Linked DNA regions of Homo sapiens: regions 1 and 3 are each linked to region 2. Evidence: chromatin contacts called from ENCODE Hi-C data. All regions are on one chromosome and are shown on one strand. The core of a region is the stretch at or near the end of the contact, and the rest is flanking DNA. Distances in the headings are between cores, read along the strand shown. Region 1 holds the start of KLC1 (kinesin light chain 1). Region 2 holds the start of ZNF839 (zinc finger protein 839). Region 3 holds the start of XRCC3 (X-ray repair cross complementing 3).

Region 1 (4,532 bases), core at 1,460-3,959, 1.3 Mb before region 2:
CTACATAAAATACTGGTTTCAGCCCAGGTGCAATGGCTCACACCTGTAACCCTAGCACTTTGGGAGGCTGAGGCGGGTGGATCGCCTGAGGTCAGCAGTTTGAGACCAGCCTGGCCAACATGGTGAAGCCCCGTCTCTACTAAAAATACAAAAAATCAGCCTGGTGTGGTAGTGGGCACCTGTAATCCCAGCTACTAGGGAGGCTGAGGCAGGAGAATCACTGGAACCTGGGAGGCGGAGGTTGCAGTGAGCGGGGATCACACCACTGCACTCTAGCCTGAGCCACACAGTGAGACTCATCTCTAAATAAATAAAAATAAAATACTGGTTTCTAACATTCCACTTATCTACAAAGAATGTTTTCAGGTGATACTAATCATACATTTCACTCAACTTTTGATTTTTCTATCCTAGGTTTCTTTTTATACAAGTATGTTTTAAGATAATTTATGGCCCTATACAGAAAGTTACACATTGACTTTTTTCCAACATTGAGAAACATGCCTAAGAATGTATAAATTTTAAAAATGTATAAATTTGGGCCAGGTGCGGTGGCTCACGCCTGTAATCCCAGCACTTTGGGAGGCCGAGGTGGGCGGATCACGAGGTCAGGAGATCAAGACCAACCTGGCTAACATGTTGAAACCCCATCTCTACTAAAAATACAAAAAATTAACCGGGCGTGGTGGCGGGCGCCTGTGGTCCCAGCTACTCAGTAGGTTGAGGCAGGAGAATGGCGTGAACCCGGGAGGCGGAGCTTGCAGTGAGCCGAGATCGCGCCACTACACTCCAGCCCGGGCGACAGAGCGAGACTCCATCTCAAAAAAAAAAAAAATGTGTAAGTTTAAACGACTGCAGTTATTTGCTATGAAATACTGAAGATACTGTGTGCCTCTCCCCAGTGTCATTCCCTCCCCCCTTGCTGGAGATAAACGCTGTCCAGAGTCCTGTGCATGTCTGGATGCTTTTCTCTAAGACAATGCCAAGGCTGCAGTAGGGTTAGAGGTTACCACCTGGGTCCTCCACAGCACTCAGTGCCAGACAGGGCTGCCAGGCTCAACTGCAACATGATGCTGCATTCTTTGATGACTTGGAGAGACACTGGCTCTTTAGAGTGCCTACCCTCCCACACAGAATTCCATACAAGTTGAAATATACTTCATACTTAGTATCATTGTATTCCTACAAATATTTAGGAAACAGAGCAATAGGTCAAATTTCTCACCATAACAGGCTTGCTGACAATCCCTGAAAGAAGCAAGGCCATGTCTGTAATATAACTTCAGGAGGTTCTTCCAGTTTTCTAAAGTGTCTTTCACTAAACTAGTGCAATGTATTCCGAGCTGATTCTGATCAATGGCTTAGTCATGCCGTACCAAAAAAAAAGGCCTTGGGATTTAACTAATGCAAAGAATCAAAGCTCTAACTGCCCTTTTACAGAACACCTGAAATAGTATATCTCAAATTTTTTGTTCTCACATTTTTAAAAAACATCATTTTTGTAAGTATTCCTTTTCAAACGCTTAATATGTAAATTCTTAATTCATTTAAATAATAAAACAGTAACAGGCAGCAACAATTCTAATACAAATATACCTAGAAATGACCTACAAATGTTAAGTTATAAAACCATCCACTCCATCACGCATTAATTTCACTACTTTTACGCTTTATTTTAATTTTCTTAAGGAAAAGGGTACACCCAATTTTACATGGAAAAAGCATTCCAGGACGGAGGCTGCTTCAAGTTTAGTTGGAGCAACGCCAGCCTAGGTGAACAGGGTCGCCTGAAACGTTTCGCATCTGGTTACTGAAAATAAGGGGTCGCCAAGGAGGCAAAGCGGAGCCAGCTCTCGGGAGGGACCCGGCCCCCCGCCGCCCGCGAGAATGACAGGCGCGTCCGCTCAGGGCGGTGCCGGGAGAGGCGGGGGTGGAAGGAAGAGGAGGAATCGGACAAAGCCAGCCCCGCCGGGCCTCCGGCCTCCCCGCCCGCCGCGATCCCGGGGTCAGCCACCTCCCCTGTCGCGGGTTCCCGGGGTCCACAGCTGTCCCCGGGAACGGCCGCCGCCGCCCGCAGCAGGGCCAAGCCGGGGATGCGGGGCCAGGGCGGGGCCCTGGGCAGGGCCGGGGACCGGAACCTGCAGTGGGACGCGGATGGGGAGGACGCGCGGCGCCGGGAGCCGGGGCTGGCAAAAGGGCCGGGGACAAGAACCCGACCTGAACCTGGAAGGGGTCGCGGACCGGCCGGGGCGGTGAACTGGGGCGGGTACCGGGGTGGGAACGGAGAGGGGCCGGGACCCAAACCGGGAAGGAGGCCTGGATGGGGACAGAGTTACGGCCGGGGCGGGTCCGAAGAGGAGCGGGACAGGGACGGGGCGGAGGATGAGGAGGGGGCCGCGGTCCGGGGCGCACGCCGGGGACTCACCGCCTTGCTCCTGAGGGCCGCGCTCTCTCGCGCTGTCAGCACCTGGAGCGCCGCCGGGCGCGCGCGCGGAGCAGCGACTGTGCGCCGAGCCCGCCTCGGCTGTGTGAGGCACGGCGCAGCAGTCACCAGCTAGGGGCGCCGGAGCTACCGCCCCGCAGCATCCTCGGCCACCCACGCGCTGTCCCCTTGGCCGCCGAGCACAGCCCCGCGGCTCCTCGCACCAGCAGCCCAGCCGACCCAGCCAGTCCCGCTCGGCCGCCTGCGCCGCTCCCGCCGCCGAAAATGGCGTCTCAGTGTTGCTCCCCCCGGCGCCCCGCCTCGCCCCGCCCCACAATGCCGCGCGCCGGCATGACGTCATCGCCCCTCGCCCCGCCCGGGGCTGGGGAAACTGAGGCTGGGTGGCTCCCCGCAAGCGCTCGGCGAGCTGGGGACTGGAGGGGCGAGAAAGTTGTTTGGGTATCAGGTGGGCGGTCACAGGGAGGAGGGTGACGGTGCAGGACCCAGCGGGCCTCCCGGTTGTAACGCGGACGGGGGTGGGGCGCTCGGGGCAGGGCGCGGCTCGCGGGGTGGGCGGCCAGGCCCTGGCCTCTCCGACTCCGCAGCCGCGATGACCGAGCGCTTCGGCAGCTTCCCTTCCAGCCGGACTGTGGGCCCTACCAGAATGCGGCCGGGGACGGTGCAGGCCCGGCCGCAGCCGCCACCACTGGGCTCCCGCCCCACCCCACTCCCAGGCCCGCGAGCTTCATGCGCTCGTTTCGGTCCCCCCAAAACCCAGCTAGGAGGCCTTCGGGAGGCCCCGGAATCAGATGATCCCGGCCAGGCCTTTCTCCCTCCTCCAGGAAAACCGACAGCCTTTGGTCGAGACCCTGACCTCTAACCCTGCGCCCTCCCCTTCTCATTATTCCCTCTCCTCGGGGCTTTTGGACCCTCGTATCTGTACGAGGAAACTTTCCAGGCGCTCCCCCTCGACACAAACTGCGCCTCAGACGGGCAAAGGGGAAGGGCCGGGGTGTAGACTGTGAGGGTGGGAGACAACCCCCCTCTGTCCCCACGCAGCCACCGGCGCATCTCCCTGGCTGCAGGGCCTCGACCTCCAGCCCGGCCTGAAGGGCAGCGGAGCGCGCCTGGGTCAAGTCCTGCGGCTTCGCCGGCTCCGCAGGCCTGACTCAGCAGCCAGCCGGGAGGGCATGCTGATTCAATGGGCGAGGCTCCGCTCGCTGCTGCCAGCGGCTTGGGAAAAACCCTCCCAGTGCCTGCAGACGTCCCAAGTGCGGGGCCCGGAGGCATCATTTAACCTGGAGGGGTTCCTGGGCCAGTCCCCCAGCCCCATCTTGTGAACTGCTGTTCCTTTCCGATGTTATCACCCAGCACCAGCAGCCCTTTGTGAACCCTGCAGTTAGGCCCCGCAGTCACCAGAGAAGCAAGTGCTCCTCGGTTTTTCCAGGGAGGTCTGGTTACTTTTATCTCATTTATAAAGACAAAGGGGGAGCTCCTAGGTAACACGGTAGGGTTGGCCCGGGGAGAGGCACTGAGTCAGGGTCAAACAAACTTTCTCCATACCACTTTCAGGTTAGTGATTTCAGCCAGACTGCAGCTTGGATGTCACTAAGTTCAGCCACTGGGCTGGGCACCGCCAAGCATCGACTGCTCATTCTTTCTGTGCCGCTGCGCCCAGTAACTGTCCCCTCTGCTCACCCACAACCCTAGCCAGAAACCTGGGATGCCTGCACCGCTCCCTTACGCCCTACTACAACAGGTGGAAAAGATTCTACTTCCTCAATATTTCTTTGAGTTAGGGTATCTTTGTCACCCTGACTGGAGGGCAGTGGCAATCAGCTCACCGTAACCTCGAACTCCTGGGCTCAAGAGATCCTCTTGCCTCAGCCTCCCAAGTAGCTAGGGACTACAGGTGTGCACCACCACTCCCAGCTAATGTTTTTTAAATTTTTTGCAGAGAGGAGATCTTGCTATGTTGCCCAGACTGATCTCGAACTCCTGGCCACAAGTGATCCTCCCAGCTGGCCTCCCAAAGTGCTGAGATTACAGGTGTGAGCCACCATGCCCGGCCTCTCAGTATTTCTTGAATCCATCTCCACTGCCACCACTT
Region 2 (4,444 bases), core at 1,937-4,436:
CCTGGGCTACTTGTGAAACAAATGACAACGAGATTGACTGCGCATATCCTTCAAGAACCCCATCTCTTTCATTTTACTGCCAGTCACACCTGTAATCGCAGTGCTTTGGGATGCTGAGGCGGGAGGACTGCTTGAGGCCAGGAGTTCAGGGCCAGCCTGGGTAACATAGCGGGACCCTGTCTCTACAAAACATTTTTAAATTAGCCAGGCATGATGGTGCATACATGTAGCCCCAGCTACTCGGGAGGCTGAGGTGTGAGGATCATTTGAGCCTGGGAGTTCGAGGCTGTAGTGAGCCGAGATCAGTCCAGCCTGGGTGAGAAAGAAAGACCCTGTCTCAACAAAACCCCAAAACAAAAACATAATACATATACATACATACACTAAACCCTACTGTTTGAGGATAACCACAGCGGCAAAGCCAGACTAATAATGTATTTATCCTCTATCCTCACTGGCTTACCCTGTGGGTATTATGCTTGATACTTTGTTTAGTTAATTCAGCTAATGTTAACTCAGTATTTCTGGGTGGAATACATACACAGGAGCCAAGTCCTAACCTCACCCTTGAGATGGGGGCGGTTTCCCCTGCCATACCTCAGTCCCCGCAGACCTGCTGAATCGGATCTCCTGGGGTGAGGCCCCAAGATCTGCCCTTTCAAAAGCTCCACTGATGATTCTGAAGGCAGACAAGCTTCCCTAAGGAATGCAGACAGGTGAGGCAGACAGGAAAAATGTCATCATGGTACAACAGGTGCAATCAAGAGGCAGGAACAGCCCAGAGGTGGTGGGCTGCCCAGAAGCTGTGATCTCTGAGGGGCATTTTGAAGGCTGGGAATTTTTGCCAGGTGAAAAAGGGCACACATCCATGTGTAAATGCACGGATGCATGAAAAGGGGCACAGCATGTTGGATGGAACTGGAAATTTCTGTGGGGTGGGGAAGAGGGAGGATGGGGAGAGACAGGGGCCTCGATCTGACCCAAGTGTGTCCATTGGTCTGTGCTGCTGATCCACACCACCCCCACAGCGAACACTGGGCCTTCTGCTGTGGTTGTTGAAATGCACCCCCAACCGCCCCAGAACCTGCCTCTCCCCTTCTGCATTTTCAACTCAGACGCACCCTTTCAAATCTAGTTCAGATACCACTTCTTCAACAAAGCTGCTTCTGATGTCCTCAGCCAGGAACAATCTCCCTTTCTCTAAATACATTCAGTTCTTTTTCACTATCTTTAGCTTTCTGGCCTTGACTAGAAGTTATCTGGGTCTTGTTTCATCTCCTGTTAGTTCATAAACTACTGAGGGGCAAAGTACGCATCCGGTTTGCCTTTGTGGCCTCCATGACACAGCTGGGGCTGAAAGAGTATTAAAAGAATGTGCTGCAAAGGTATATTATTGCAGGTAGAATTTATATCGTCTCCATTAGATTAGCTACAAAATACAATCCCATCATGCTGCCTAAGCTCGAATAAGTTTGCTTTTGCTTTACGAAAAATATGTCATTTTTGGATTCCAAACCCAAAAAGCTGTGGCCATATTCAGCAGGGTATGGTGAGGAGTACAGGGGCTAGGGAGAGCAGCCACACCTGAGGGACCTTGGGCAAAGCCACGCAACCTCCCTGAGCTTGTTTCCCACCTGCAAAATGCCGGTACAAAAACACTGCTGAAAACTGAGCGGCCCCGCACAGCGCCGGGCGCAGAGCAGAGGCTTTGCAGATAGCTGCCCCCAGATGGCACCTTGCAGCCTTCTGACCCAGACCAAAGTCCAAAAAGGTTGACTTACCCAAGGTCACACCTCTAGATAGTGATAGTGTGGCATCTGGACAGAATCACACTGGTCTTCCTAAACCTTAGCAAGACAACTCTCCAGTCTTGATGATTAACTGGATACAACCCTAAGCAGCTAACATCAGTCAAAAAAACTCAACGAGTGAAGGTTCCTGATTCTATTCCCTAACCCGTTTCTTCTAGTGGAAAAAGCTGTCTTCTTTTGGCAATTTTGGGGTGAGACTAATTTTGTTTACAACCCCAGCGCTGAAATGGGGTGGAATTTTACAGATGCCGTGTAGGCCCTCTGGCTTCAGGCGCTATGCTTCACCCTCCGGAGTTGGGCGACCGTCTTCTAGTTATCACCCCCCTAGCAACCAAAAGGTGTGTGGCCCAGGAAATAAACCCACTGGGAAAGGATGTTTTGTAGTATACAGAGTGCTTTCACATATTCCAAACATTGTGTATCAGGCACTGTGCTGGGTACTGCGGTTACAAATCAGTCACTATCACCCAGGATGTTAAGTCCTGCAGCGAACTAGTGTATTGTGCTTGACTTTGTTCCAAGCCTGGGCCTTGGCACCTTACAACTGAAAAGCTAAGTTGGTTCCTTTTAATTCATTTATGTTTCAGCTCCAGTGTCTGGCCTACGGGACCACCCACTCTAAAGCAGCCCCCGTCAATCCCAGAACCTGCCTTATGTTCGTTCTTCAGCAAGTGTGTTCAAGGCTTCACCTCCTGCACATAGTGGGGAGTGCTGGGAACACGGTCTCTAAGTGCTCCACAAAGGCTGAACCAGCGGTGAAAGGCCTGTAAGAAGAGCTAGGGAGCACGCAAAAGCCCCCAGCAGGGCTGTGAAGGCAGAGAAGGCACGAGGGCGTTCCAGGCACAGGGCCCAGCGTGAGCAACCGCTCCTAGAGTGAGGCTCCTGGGGTGAAAATGCCAGGGTGGTGACAGGTGGGGGCCGAACGCCGTCCCTAAGAAGCTCAGCCTGGGGACGCCCTGAGTCTTAACCCGGGCGGATACTGGCCTCCCCGGACAAGCAGCTACCCCGCCGCGGGGCGTCGGCCCCCTTCGGGCCTCAGTTTCCCCACGTCCCTCCCGACGCCTCACCTGGGGCGGGAGCAGGCGCGGCAGGCGCGGGGGCTCGGTGCCCCGGCCCCGCTGCAGGGCGGCCTGTTGGGCCGCGTCCCGCAGCCGCCGCGCCGCGTCCCGCAGCACGAAGGGGGGCGGCGGCGGCGGCGGCTGCGCCTTCGTCACCTGCTCCAGGACCTGCCGCAGCTGCTCGGGGCCCAGCGGGGCCACACGTGCGACGCTGCCGCTCTGGCCCGGAGGAGCCGGGCCGCCGCCGCCGCCGCCATCCTCGCTGCCGCCCCCAGCCTCCGGCTCCGCATCCGCCATGGCGGCCGAGGCGGGGACTCGAACCCGGGTCGCTGAGCGACGGCGTCTCCAATGTACGTCACCTAGGAGAGGGGCGGGCTACGAGTGCCTCGCAGGCCAAGACACCTAGGAAGGCGACCGTGTCTGGCCGGGAAAGTCGTGGAGTGCCCCGCCCCAGCCGACAACCGCCGCGGCTCTTAGGGCTGATCAGCAGAGCGGACCCCCCTTATTTTCCTTATTGCCTGTCACGGATGTGTTTAAGACTCACCTTCTCTGGGAGCTGTCCCGGATCTCCCAGGGGGAGGTCTTCGGGGTTTCAGAGCCCCTGGCCCAAAAGTTACCACAATATCCAAGTGTTCTGACGTCATCATGCATCCGAATCAGCGGAGGATGCTGTCTGGAGATGCAGAGTACTGTGCCCACCCCTAAACATTTGGATTTATACATCTGGGAGGGGACCACAGTTTGAATTGTTAACGAGAGTGTTTCCCAAATTTTTGCCTTGTCACCGTAGCTTCTCTCTACCCACCCACCCAGATTGGGTGCACCTTGAAGGGAGAGATGATATATTACACAATCGGTGCCCAGCACAGGCCCTGCCCAGAACACAACGCACGCTCAGGGCATGAATGATGGATGGATGAATATGAATAAACGAATGAGTGAACGAATGAATGAACCCACCCTCTCTCTATCCATCCAGCTCCACTGCCCCATCTTCCTCAGCCTGATCGCCTCTCCTTCTTACGGTTGAGGCTCTGTGCGCCCTCCGAATCTTGTAGCTGCAGGTGTGTACACATGTCCCAGCTCCTTTCCCCAGGGAGAGCAGGAGGTCCACTGGTCCACAAACCCTTCTTAAGCACCTGGTGGGTGAACCGCTGTTTCCGCCCTGGGGGGTATACAGTCTAGGTGCCGACCCCCAAGGAGGAAACTTCCCAAGGGGGAAGGAGGAAACTGGCATTTGCAGCACAGTATGATGAGCGCCGAAGCCGGTAAAGTAAGGCTGGCGGCCTGGGTGGCGTCAGAGAAGGTTCTGGAAGATCACCACCATCCTCATCAATACTCACATTGCATTCACGATGATCCCTTCCGTGTTATTTTTTAATGGTGAATTTTATATTATGGGTATCTTACCACAATTTTTTTTTTTTTTTGAGACAAGATCTCACTCTGTCACCCAGGCTGGAGTGCAGTGGCACAATCTCAGCTCACCGCAACCTCCATCGCCTGGGTTCATGCGGTTCTCCTGCCTCAGCCTCTTGAGTAGCTGGGATTACAGGCGTCCGCCACCATGCCTGG
Region 3 (4,568 bases), core at 1,372-3,871, 1.4 Mb before region 2:
TCACCTTAGCGGCCCCAAGCACGCAGCCAGCACAGTGTAGCTCAGTGTCCCCTTCAGCATCACCACATGCCAGGCGACTGTTACCGTACATGTCCCCTCGAGCTATTGCACCTAAAGCTGGACTTTATTCCAAATCTTCCAGCCCTTACTGCCCCGTTCTAAGTTCCTCCAGAACACTGTCTTTGGTCGTTTCTGGCCTGTAAGACCATGCTCCAATACAATTCACAACGCAAAACTCAGAGACAAAGTCCATCTTATTAGAATGGTTTCTCTGTCCCCCAAGCCCACCCAATGCTAGGACCTCCCTCAGCTGCTCAGATCCCAGTTAATCATCCAAACATGGTGGGGGGCTCTGGAGGGGTATCCTGCCACCACGCCAGCGTGGGAATGAATCTTCTCTTCCACGAGGGGTGCCACCTTGACTCAAGTGTTTCAACTCCACTCAGTCGGAAGTCACCGCGGGACTGCCACACAGTGCCTCAGCAGAGGCCACAAAGAAAGGCAGGGAAAAATGCTAAACAATTCAGCTGATACCAGAAGGGCTCTGGAAGAGAGAATGAAGGAGGGGAACACAGTGGTTCACTATAAAACAGAACCGTAAGATCAGTGCATGTGTACAGCAGGGAGAAAGAAATTGTGCTTTGGTGGAAACCTCTGCCTCATCTTGGCCACACTTTCTCACGTGCTCCTTACGGTTCATACAGACGTAGAGTATTTCTGTGCTATTAAGAGTTCGTTACACCATAAATACAATTTTCACGTGTCAACTTAAAAGTAAATTTTAAAAAAGATGAAGGAGGATGATTGGCGGAAAGTGTCTAAAAAGACTCCTCATGGTGGCGATACTGGGGAGAGGTGGGCAGCACTGGTCTCAACTCTCCAGGACACGCTCAGTGACCGGTGATGGCTCCGTACACTGTAGATGCCAGAGACACTTCCCCAGAGTCACTCGAATTCCGTCCTGTCCCCGAGGCTCTGTGGCCGCTCACCCCCCACCAGGCCTCCAACCAAGCTTCAATGAACCCAGTCAATTAGTGCTACTTTGACTTCTTGAACCTAGTTCCAACGTCTGCTTAGTTCTATCACTGAGGGAATTAAACGAATCTGTAACACGTGTTAAGTATGAAAGTCATATTACAAAAATTCTTTTTCTCCCCCAATTTTTTTTTTATCGTGGTAAAATCCACAGAACAGAAACTGGACACACCTGTTAGCGCACAGCCAGTGGGATTAAATGCACTCGGGGCCTTCCCAGTTGGCCAAGGGGCTGGTGTGAGGCAAAGGCACCTCCGATCAGGTCACAGGGAACCCCACGGGAGGCCCAGCGGATGGCCTGGCTCAGGGACCCCACGCCCACGCCCCAATGTCTGCAGGAGTGGCCTGGGCAACTCCTGCCGTGTCTGGGCCCATGGGAAACGGGTGCAAATCTGCGGTCTCCTTCAAACTGTCCAGTGGGCGACTGCGACCTCGCTTCCGAGGTGGAGGGTGGTATAGACGAAGGGAAACGGGGGGCAGCCTGGCCCGCAGACTGGGTCCTGGCCCTCCTTCCGAGCAGGAGGTGGCTTCGGAACCGGCCACCCGCCCGCGGCACCGACGCCTCCCCCGGTTCCCGGGAGGGACCCCTGCGGGGCCGCCAGCTCCAGCGCTTCCGCGGACAGCACGCGCCCTCCCCACCGAGCCTGCGAGGAAGGCGCTCCGCCTTCCACTTTCTCGGGAGCGAGCCCCAGCTCTCGGGACGCAGTCCACACGCGCTAGCCCAGCACGAACCGGCCTCGGGCAGGGCCGCACCCACCCCCGGGACCAGCCCGCGCCCCGCACCCCGCCTCCCGGCGCCCGCCCTGGACAGGTGCCTCCTGCCCTCCCGGGACCCCCGCACCGGGACACCGCGCGCCTCCCGCCCTCCCCGCGGGCGTAGGAGCCTGAGGCGGCGGCCCGGGGACGCGGCCAACCTGGGAGAGAGCGGGGGCGGGGGCCGGCTGGGGAAGGGGCCGCCCGGAGGCGGAGGGGTCGTCGCGGGAGCCTGGAAGCCCGCGGGGCCGGGCCGGGGCGGCGGGGCGGGTCGGAGGCGCTGGCCGGGGCGACGGCCACCCACCTCCTTGTCCGGGACCCACTGCGGCTCCTCCAGGCCGAACGGGCTTCCGAAGGCGCGGTGTTCGGGCACCATGCGCAGGCCGCTCGGGGAGCGCACCAGCTTCTTGGCGTCGCGGCGCGCGGACACCTCGGAGGACATGACGCCGCCTCAGCCTCTCGGCCAGCGGCCCCGCACCCGGCCCCTCGCCCAGCCCGGGGCACCGCCCGCCCCGCCCCGGTCCGCGCGCGGCTGACAGCGCCGGCGTCCAATCGCCAAGCCCGCCACGGAGCGCGGACTAATCGGAGCTTGAACTCCGCCCCATCGCTGCCCTCTCCAATCCGTGTAAGGGCACCGCCCCTGCAACCCTGAGGTCGATCACCAATCGGCGGCGAGGGCTGGCCCGGGTACGCTCCGCCCCTCTCAGGGAGATTGAGACTTTGGATTGGTTAGTTAGTCAGTCACGTTAGCGCCGCTTCGTCTCTGATTGGTGTAGCCCACTCAGGGTGCTAGGCGCCTATTGGAGGAGAAGGCCGAGAGGAGCAGGACGGCGGGAAGAGGAGTGCGGAACCCGCGGGAGGTGAGGCCCGCCGAGCCGGGCTGCGAGCCGGGCTGCGAGCCGGGCGGCAGCGGGGTCGGAGGTCGTGGGCGGCAGCGGGCGTGAGGGGTGAGGCAGGGTCAAGGGGCGGGGGCGGCCGCGGGTCTCCATTGCCCGAGCCTGTGGGAGCAGGCGGGCCTGGGGCTGCAGCACTCACCCCGGGAGCCCCGCCGCAGCTCGGGTAGCGTTCAGGCACCTCGCCGGGGCCGGGCCGCGTGCGTTCGGAGCGGGGAAGGCGGTCTCCGGGGCCCCCGGTGCGCGCGGGGAGGCGTCCGCTCAGGGGAGGCCGAGGTGGGCCCGCGGCTGCGCCCCCGGCCTTCGATGCCTTCGCTCGTCCGCCTGGGACCGCGCTGGCTTCGCATCGAAGTGGGAGAGGTCTGAACAGTTATTTTAATACTTTGATTTGGAAAGAAAATCCTTTAGGCCGGGCGCGGTGGCTCACGCCTGTAATCCGAGCACTTTGGGAGGCCGAGGCGGGCGGATCACGAGGTCAGGAGTTCAAGACCAGCCTGGCCAACATGGTGAAACCCCGTCTCTACTAAAAATACAAAAATTAGCTGGGTGTGGTGGCACGTGCCTGTAATCCCAGCTGCTTGGGAGGCTGAGGCAGGAGAATTGTTTGAACCAGGACCCGGGAGGCGGAGGTTGCAGTGAGCCGAGATCACATTACTGCACTCCAGCCTGGGCTACAGAAAAAGACTCCATCTCAGAAAGCACACAAAAAAAAGAAGAAAATGTTTGTTCATCCTGCCTTTAATTCCTTATTACAAGGCGTGAATTTTTATTGTTTTTTTTGAGACAGTCTGGCTCTGTCATCCGGGGTGGAGTGCAGTGGCGTCTTCACAGCTAGGCACAACCTCGACCTCCCAGGCTCTCAAGTAGCTGGGACCGCAAGCGCCACTACACTGGCCAGCTATTTTTCTTTTTTTTTTTTTTTTTCGGTAGAGAGTAGGTCTTGCTGTGTTGCCCAGGCTGGTCTTGAACTCCTGGGCTCAGGCGACCTTGGCCGCCTTGGCCTCCCACGGTGCTGGGATGACAGGCATCAGCAGTGTTGAAGCCTGTGAGGTGGGGTCCCTGTGGCTGACTCTGCCCTCTCCTGGGGCCATTGGCAGTGCAGGGGTCCTTGTGTGTGGAGGAAATAAGGAGATGATCAAAGTATGATTCCACGAATCACACGGTTTATTGTCAAAGAAGATTTGTTCTCGGGTTCACAGTGCTCAGAGGGGAGGAGAGGGGAGGAGGTGAAGACACCTGGCAGGGAAGCAGGGCCTCCATGGATGGGGTGCATTCACGGCAGGGAGGTGAGTGGCAGAACGGCCAGGGTCCGGTTGCTCTGCTGGGATGGAGCGGGCCCCTGGAGAGTGAGATCTGGTGAGAGTTCGAGGTTTGCCTTGGTAGCAGTGGAGAGCGTGAGAGCGGGAGCTCTCTGAGAAGCTGGGACCGAGGTCCAGCTCCCAGGCCAGCAGCGTATAGCTTGCCTCAAAGCATCTGCACAACCTTCAAGCTGATGTCTGTTTTTGCAGTCCAGCAGTCAGGGTCAGTAACTCACATAAGGGAGTGTCTGACAAGGTTTAAGTGGCATTCCCAAGGTTGCGGAGTTCACTCAAGTCCTCACATATGTGGTCTGATAAGACATCACACTCTTGCAGGGGGGTCAGGTCACCCCAAAACATCAGACTATGTAAGTGCTGTGAATCACTTCAAAGCTACACAGCAGGTCCCAGGGCCCAAGGCAGAGGAGTGAGTCCACCTCGGAAGGCTCAGAGCAGCTCCAGGCAGTAACCACGGCATTTCCAGAGTCTGGTGTGTGAGCCTAACAGCTCTGGTGTGACCGTCCGTACTCACCTAGCAGCACGTGACATCAGCTCTCCCCCTGAAGTCATTGCTCAGCTCGGGTGCTGC

What was found. A loop is a pair of places that touch in the nucleus more often than their neighbours do. Pooled maps may share reads with other maps.
Region 1: a loop to region 2 is called in a map of tibial artery, with 12 times the contacts of the local background. The contact joins the promoter of KLC1 here to the promoter of ZNF839 in region 2. A Hi-C loop is called at or near these places in 1 of 168 maps with a recorded cell type or tissue (tibial artery), 1 of 37 single-sample maps with no recorded cell type and 9 of 50 pooled maps.
Region 3: a pooled map shows a loop between it and region 2 (7-fold over the local background). The contact joins the promoter of XRCC3 here to the promoter of ZNF839 in region 2. A Hi-C loop is called at or near these places in 5 of 50 pooled maps.

Annotation. Positions count from the first base shown.
Region 1 is chr14:103,627,388-103,631,919 of GRCh38, reverse strand. It overlaps KLC1 (kinesin light chain 1), which reads right to left and starts at 2,709. Exons shown (of 17, transcript NM_001394837.1): 1 at 2,426-2,709. It overlaps LOC105370688 (a long non-coding RNA gene), which reads left to right and starts at 2,777. Exons shown (of 3, transcript XR_944248.2): 1 at 2,777-2,888; 2 at 3,995-4,181; 3 at 4,380-4,418. RefSeq lists silencers at 1,962-2,141, 2,182-2,231, 2,322-2,441, 2,492-2,851, 2,942-3,141 and an enhancer at 3,582-3,671.
Region 2 is chr14:102,318,488-102,322,931 of GRCh38, reverse strand. ZNF839 (zinc finger protein 839) reads right to left here and starts at 3,186. Exons shown (of 8, transcript NM_018335.6): 1 at 2,879-3,186. The coding sequence starts at 3,166. RefSeq lists an enhancer at 2,567-2,676 and silencers at 2,777-2,966, 3,027-3,126.
Region 3 is chr14:103,713,504-103,718,071 of GRCh38, reverse strand. XRCC3 (X-ray repair cross complementing 3) reads left to right here and starts at 2,621. Exons shown (of 10, transcript NM_005432.4): 1 at 2,621-2,648. ZFYVE21 (zinc finger FYVE-type containing 21) reads right to left here and starts at 2,262. Exons shown (of 7, transcript NM_024071.4): 1 at 2,093-2,262. The coding sequence starts at 2,230. RefSeq lists silencers at 1,449-1,528, 1,589-1,658, 1,759-1,838, 2,029-2,598, 2,679-2,938 and an enhancer at 3,135-3,820.